2 separate regions of the Homo sapiens genome follow, and region 2 is linked to region 1. The links are chromatin loops, found by intact Hi-C in ENCODE. Cell type or tissue: PC-9. All regions are shown on one strand. Each heading gives the region's core, and the rest is flanking DNA. Links, peaks and the distances in the headings are about the cores only. Region 1 overlaps CDV3 (CDV3 homolog). Region 2 overlaps TOPBP1 (DNA topoisomerase II binding protein 1).

Region 1 (2,927 bases), core at 112-2,611:
AAAATAGGCATAAATCTTTATGACTTGGGTTAGGCAATGTTTTCTTAGATATAACACCCAAGCACAAGCAACTAAAGAATAGAAAAGGTGGACTTCATCAAAATTGAAAATTTTGTACTCCAAAAGACACTTCTAAGAAAGGGAAAAATGGTAGGAGAAAATGTTTACAATTCATGTATCTGACAAAGAAGTAGCACCTGAAATTTAAAACACTTGCAACTCAACAATAAAATTATAAGTAAACCAATTTAGAAATTGGCAGAGGATTTGAATACACATTTTTCCAAAGACATACAGATGGCCAGTAAGCACATTTAAAGATGCTCAACATCACTAGTCATTATAGGAATGCAAAATAAAACCATAATGAGATACTTCACACCCACTCGGAAGACTAGAACCAATCTGAAACAAGTGATCACAAGGATATTGGAGAAACTGGAATCCTCTGACACTGCTGGTGGGAATAGTAATATATAATATGGTGAGGCTACTTTAGAAGAGTTTGGCAGTTCCTCAAAGTGATACAGCCTTTCATCTCTAAGTATATACCCAAGAGAATTGGAAATGTTGATACAAAAACTTGTACATGAAAGTTCATAGCAACATCATTCATAATAATGAAACAACCCCAATGTCCAACAGATGAATGTACAATTTAAACGTGGTATACCCATACAATTACCTATATTGTTTAGCAATAAAAACGAAGCACTGATACATGCTAAGCCTCAAAAACATGCTCAAAAACAAGTGTAGAAGCCAGTCTCTGAAAAACAAATTGTATAACCCTGTTTATATGAAATGACCAGAATGAGAAAATCTAGGCCGGGCACGGTGGCTCATGCAGCTGTAATCCCAGCACTTTGGGAGGCCAAAGCGGGTGGATCACCTGAGGTCTGGAGTTTGAGACCAGCCTGGCCAATATGGTGAAACCCCATCTCTATTAAAAATTCAAAAATTAGCCAGTCGTGGTGGTGGGTGCCTGTAATCCCAGCTACTCGGGGAGGCTGAGGCAGGAGAATCACTTGAATCCGGGAGGCGGAGGGTGCATTGAGCTGACAATGTGCCACTGCACTCCAGCCTGGGTGACAGCAAGACTGTCTCAAAAAAAAAAAAAAAAAAAAAACAGAAAAAAGAAACTAGAGACAATACAATAGTGGCTGCCTAGGACTGAGGAATTTGGGAGGAAAGAAGAAAATGATGACTAATAACAATAGAATTTCTTTTTGGGGTGATGAAAATGTTCAAGAATTTTAAGAGTGGTGATGGTTGCATAACTTTGAGAATATAAGAAATTCTTAAATTGTACACTTCAAAAGGTGACTTTTGGCCAGGTGTAGTGGCTCCCAAAGTGGCTGTAAAACATTCCAGCACTTTGGGACGCAGAGGAGGACTGCTTGAGACCAGGAAGCTTGAGAACAGCCTGGGCAACATAGCAAGACCCCATCTCTTAAAAAACAAAATAGTGCTTGGTAGCACACACATTAATCCCAGCTACTCAGCAGGCTGAAGCGGGAGGATTCCTTGATCCCAGGAGTTAAAGGCTGCAGGGGACTATGATTGCGCCACTGCACTCCAGCACAAGACCCTGTCTCTTTTTTTCTTTTTGAAAAGAGTGACTTTTATCTAAAAAGTTAAAACTATAGAAGAAATTAAAGCAGGGAAGACTGATAGAGTGTGAGTTTGTGTGTGTGTTCTATCTTAAATAAGGTTGTCAAAAAAAAAAAAGATCTCAATCAAGCACAAAGAATAATCAAATAGTAAATTGTTAACATTACATATTTAAACTCCACTACCAAAATGACTGAAATATACTTTTGCTAATTTAGAAATCGAGGGACTATAATCCAAACTAAATCCTGAAATTTAAAATTACTGTTTTTGAGAATTGTAAGATTAATCGAACAAAGCCTTAAATCCTTAGTCTATATAAAGATTTTAGATTCCTTTGCCATAGTTTAAGGTAACAAAATTTAATACAGCAACAAGGACAAATGTGTATTTCAAGTTTTCCAAAAATATTTGTCACAGCTTTGCAGCCACTTTCATGCGTGTTGTATTTTTTAAATTTTCTATTTCTTTTTTTACTGTCTTTGGTTTGCCTAAATCCTCATCGGTCTTTTTTATGCTTGAGTACTCTGTAAACACTTCTGAAACAGAAAGTACACTCCTGGCCAGGCCCGGTGGCTCACGCCTGTAATCCCAGCACTTTGGGAGGTCGAGGCAGGTGCAACACGAGGTCAGGAGTTCAAGACCAGCCTGGCCAACATGGTGAAACCCCGTCTCTACTAAAAATACAAAAGTTAGCTGGGTGTGGTGGTGCACGCCTGTAATCCCAGCTATTCAGGAGGCTGAGGCAGGAGAATCGCTTGAACCAGGGAGGCGGAGGTTGCAGTGAGCCAAGATCACATCACTGCACTCCAGCCTGGGCGACAGAGCAACTGTCTCAAAAAAAAAAAAAAGTACACCCCTGAGTTTAGAGCATCTTCACCTTCCCACAGCAAGAGAGGTGTGACCTCAACTCACCATTTTCAAAGACAGAATAAGGCTTTAAAATAACCATTACAGTCCAAAATCCATATATTTACTTTTTATTGAATTTGTTAATGTTACAGAATTCTTGCACTGCCAAACCATGCCTGAGAATTCAAACAAATGGTACAATGGACAGCCTCATCCACCCATCATACAGTATATTAAAACTTGATTCATTTATATTTTGATATTTTCACAATCTTTTAAAAAGTTATAACAAGAGTTGTAATTTAAATCTGCTGCAGGTCTTCAGATTTCGAGTACAATATGCCTTTACATAACACCTCCACTTACTCATCTGTTCATTCTTCAGTAACATAACCCCCAACAAAATTTTGTTGGGAAAAAATGCAGGGAAAATGCACAGTTCAACGATGAAGAGATTTTTT
Region 2 (2,927 bases), core at 113-2,612, 53 kb before region 1:
TGCCCAGCTAATTTTTCTATTTTTAGTAGAGATGGGGTTTCTCCATGTTGGCCAGGCTGCTCTTGAACTCCTGACCTTGTGATCCACCCACCTCAGCCTCCCAAAGTGCTGGGATTACAGGCATGAGCCACCGCGCCCGGCCCTAGGGGAGCTTTTTGAATGATAGGTTTATTATGTAGTATCTCTTAGGCTTTTGGGTGCGGTCTGTTTGAAAAGAGATCCTACTGCTAAAATAAACGGAAAGAACTGCTGTAGAACATGTTAGTTTATTATGAGTCTCTTAATAACTTCAGAGTTTTACTGATGGTTTATAAGAACTTAGTATTTCTACTTTGTTTTTATAGTAGTAGTCTAAAATTCTACTGGATTTCTTCCTCCTTCCCATCTTACCAACAACATATAGACGTCGAAAAAAGTTATTTTTTTCTCCTAGATGTGACTGCAAAATAATTGTACTTGCAAAAAATAAGAAGGTTTTTACTTATAAAACAAACTTTACATTTTAACAAAACTGTTTAAAAAACTTTCCGGAATGTTTTATAGTATTGCCTCACCTTTAATTCCATCTAAGCATATTCATTCCCATGAGTATATCTGTAAATTATAAGTATACTATTACCCTTTATTCCTTATATTATGAAACCAAGGGTCAAAGAGACTATAAAACTAGAACCCAGCTCTCCTGACTTACTGACCAGTAAACTCCCTAGACAAAACTATGCTTCCTTAGTGCGAATAAGTACAATTTTAATACTTATGTTTAGTAGGAGTCATAAGTTCCTAATATATATTGCAGTGTACTTAATTTACAAGTTCCTAATGTATATTACAATTTACTTAAAAATGAAAATGCTAGTGTCTGTTGGAGATGAGGATAGAAGTACGAAGATGGCACTATAACATGGTGGTGTGAACTCTGGAGTTAGACAGACTTTGGTTTGTATCTCATTTCTGCCACTTAACTGTGTGACCTTAGGCAAGTTACATAACCTCTTCAAGCCTGAGACTCCTTTTGTACAAAAGGGATGTACTGATAGTATCAGCCTCACAGTTAGCATTATGTGAGCATTACATGCATTTGTAAAGCACTTAGTCACAGTGCTTATATAAATGAAAGAGTGATTCTTGGATAGCTTCCAGCCTTGTTGGAATCACATAGCAGGGCAAACTTTTTCTCTAAAGGAGTAGACAATAAATATTTTAGGATTTGCCAGCCACTTCCTTATAGTTATTTCCATGTTAACATGTTCCATGTTAAGGACTTGACAGTTATACCATTTAGACTTGTTAATTTTTTTCTTAATGATAGTTTCTTAATTTTATGGTGAATCATCTAAACCAGTTTTGGAACTAAGTCCTGTTGGAGCTATATAATTTTAAACTAATTCAAGTTTCCATTATACTAGGAATACCTAGAACTAACATGATTGCTCTTGTCCTTCCCAATGGATGATGGTAATACTGATAAGGACTCTTGGTAACCCCGAAGACGGGGTGAATCCATATCCCTTTATTATACACGTAAGCTTTAGTTTTGTAAGTATGGTCAAAATTATCAGATTCCATGTTACGTTAATATCCTTGCTAGGAAGTAAACTGTATAAGGTAAATTGTTGGTTAGAAAACATTTACTTTTCTCTTTCAGTTGAGGCTAAGACGTCTGAAGCCAGGCCCTTTAATGATTCTACTCATGCTGAGCCCTTGAATGATTCTACTCACATTTCTTTGCAAGAAGAAAACCAGTCTTCTGTCAGTCATTGTGTCCCTGATGTTTCTACAATTACTGAAGAAGGCTTATTTAGCCAAAAGAGTTTCCTTGTTTTGGGTTTTAGTAATGAAAATGAATCTAACATCGCAAACATCATAAAAGAAAATGCTGGGAAAATCATGTCCCTTCTGAGCAGAACTGTTGCGGATTATGCTGTGGTTCCTCTGCTGGGGTGTGAAGTGGAAGCCACTGTGGGAGAAGTTGTTACAAATACATGGCTGGTAAGACAACACTAGTGGTTGAAATAAAGTATCGAAGGATATCTGAATGCCAAGAAGGTTAATGTTTATTTCTTAGACAGTTCAGTTACAGTAAATCAATGCTTGGACTTGAACACTCTTGATTTTGCTTTTAGCAAGGGAAATTCAAAATTAAATGTGCAAGCTTCTTGGCCTAATCCCGATACAGTAGAGATTACTGTTTCCCAGGGCCACAGCAGCAACATTCCTTCTTAGGAGGTCACTCTAGGGTCATCTCATACTATTTGTCTTGTTTTCTCATAACCAAAGCATCACTGGTAATTTCACTGTTGATTTTTTTTTTTTTAACATTCCAAGAATTATGAGAAAAATAGTATAAACTAATACATTAGAAGGAATGAAATTTAAAGCAACATTCAGTAACTCTAATAATAGATCTTACCGATTTTAATAGCCTAATGTAATTAGTCGATGTATGTATATGTGTGTATGTATATATATACTCTAACATTATGATATGAAATGTATTGAGAATGAGCATACACAAGTTTGTATTAAAGTAAAATTTCTTCTTATCAAAACTAAATTATTGCTTCTGTACCTGAACCAGTGTTAACCACTGGTTGCTTATTTCAGGTTGGCTTTACTATTTCTTTTGTTTTTAAAAGGTTACTTGCATAGACTATCAGACTTTGTTTGATCCAAAGTCGAATCCTCTCTTCACACCAGTTCCAGTAATGACAGGAATGACTCCTTTAGAGGATTGTGTTATTTCATTTAGCCAGTGTGCTGGAGCAGAAAAAGAGTCTTTAACATTCCTAGCAAACCTCCTTGGAGCAAGGTATGTAATATTTTTAATGCACCTGTTGTATTGGTGTATCTTTTTATTTATTTTGACTTCTTGGAGAGCATTCAAATTAGAATTTGGTTGGGTGTCTTTATTATATTTATGAGTGTTA

Evidence for each region. Hi-C counts contacts between places; a loop is a spot of excess contacts. Peaks named below come from ENCODE experiments on the same cell type or tissue, not always from the same donor. Only the 100,000 strongest peaks of a DNase experiment are listed, where the experiment ranks them.
Region 2: it touches region 1 in a loop (3-fold over the local background); 7 of 110 quality-filtered maps call a loop at or near these places.

The regions. Positions count from the first base shown.
Region 1 is chr3:133,589,913-133,592,839 of GRCh38, reverse strand. CDV3 (CDV3 homolog) reads right to left here. Exons shown (of 5, transcript NM_017548.5): 5 at 2,579-2,927. Among named protein-coding and RNA genes, the nearest start is that of CDV3, 18 kb to the right of the region's middle. In PC-9, for the core only: no CTCF peak of the experiment used is centred there; a DNase peak (open chromatin) is centred at 1,229; H3K27ac peaks cover 730 bases.
Region 2 is chr3:133,643,082-133,646,008 of GRCh38, reverse strand. It overlaps TOPBP1 (DNA topoisomerase II binding protein 1), which reads left to right. Exons shown (of 28, transcript NM_007027.4): 11 at 1,646-1,989; 12 at 2,637-2,809. Among named protein-coding and RNA genes, the nearest start is that of TOPBP1, 17 kb to the left of the region's middle. In PC-9, for the core only: no CTCF peak of the experiment used is centred there; a DNase peak (open chromatin) is centred at 1,058; H3K27ac peaks cover 1,135 bases.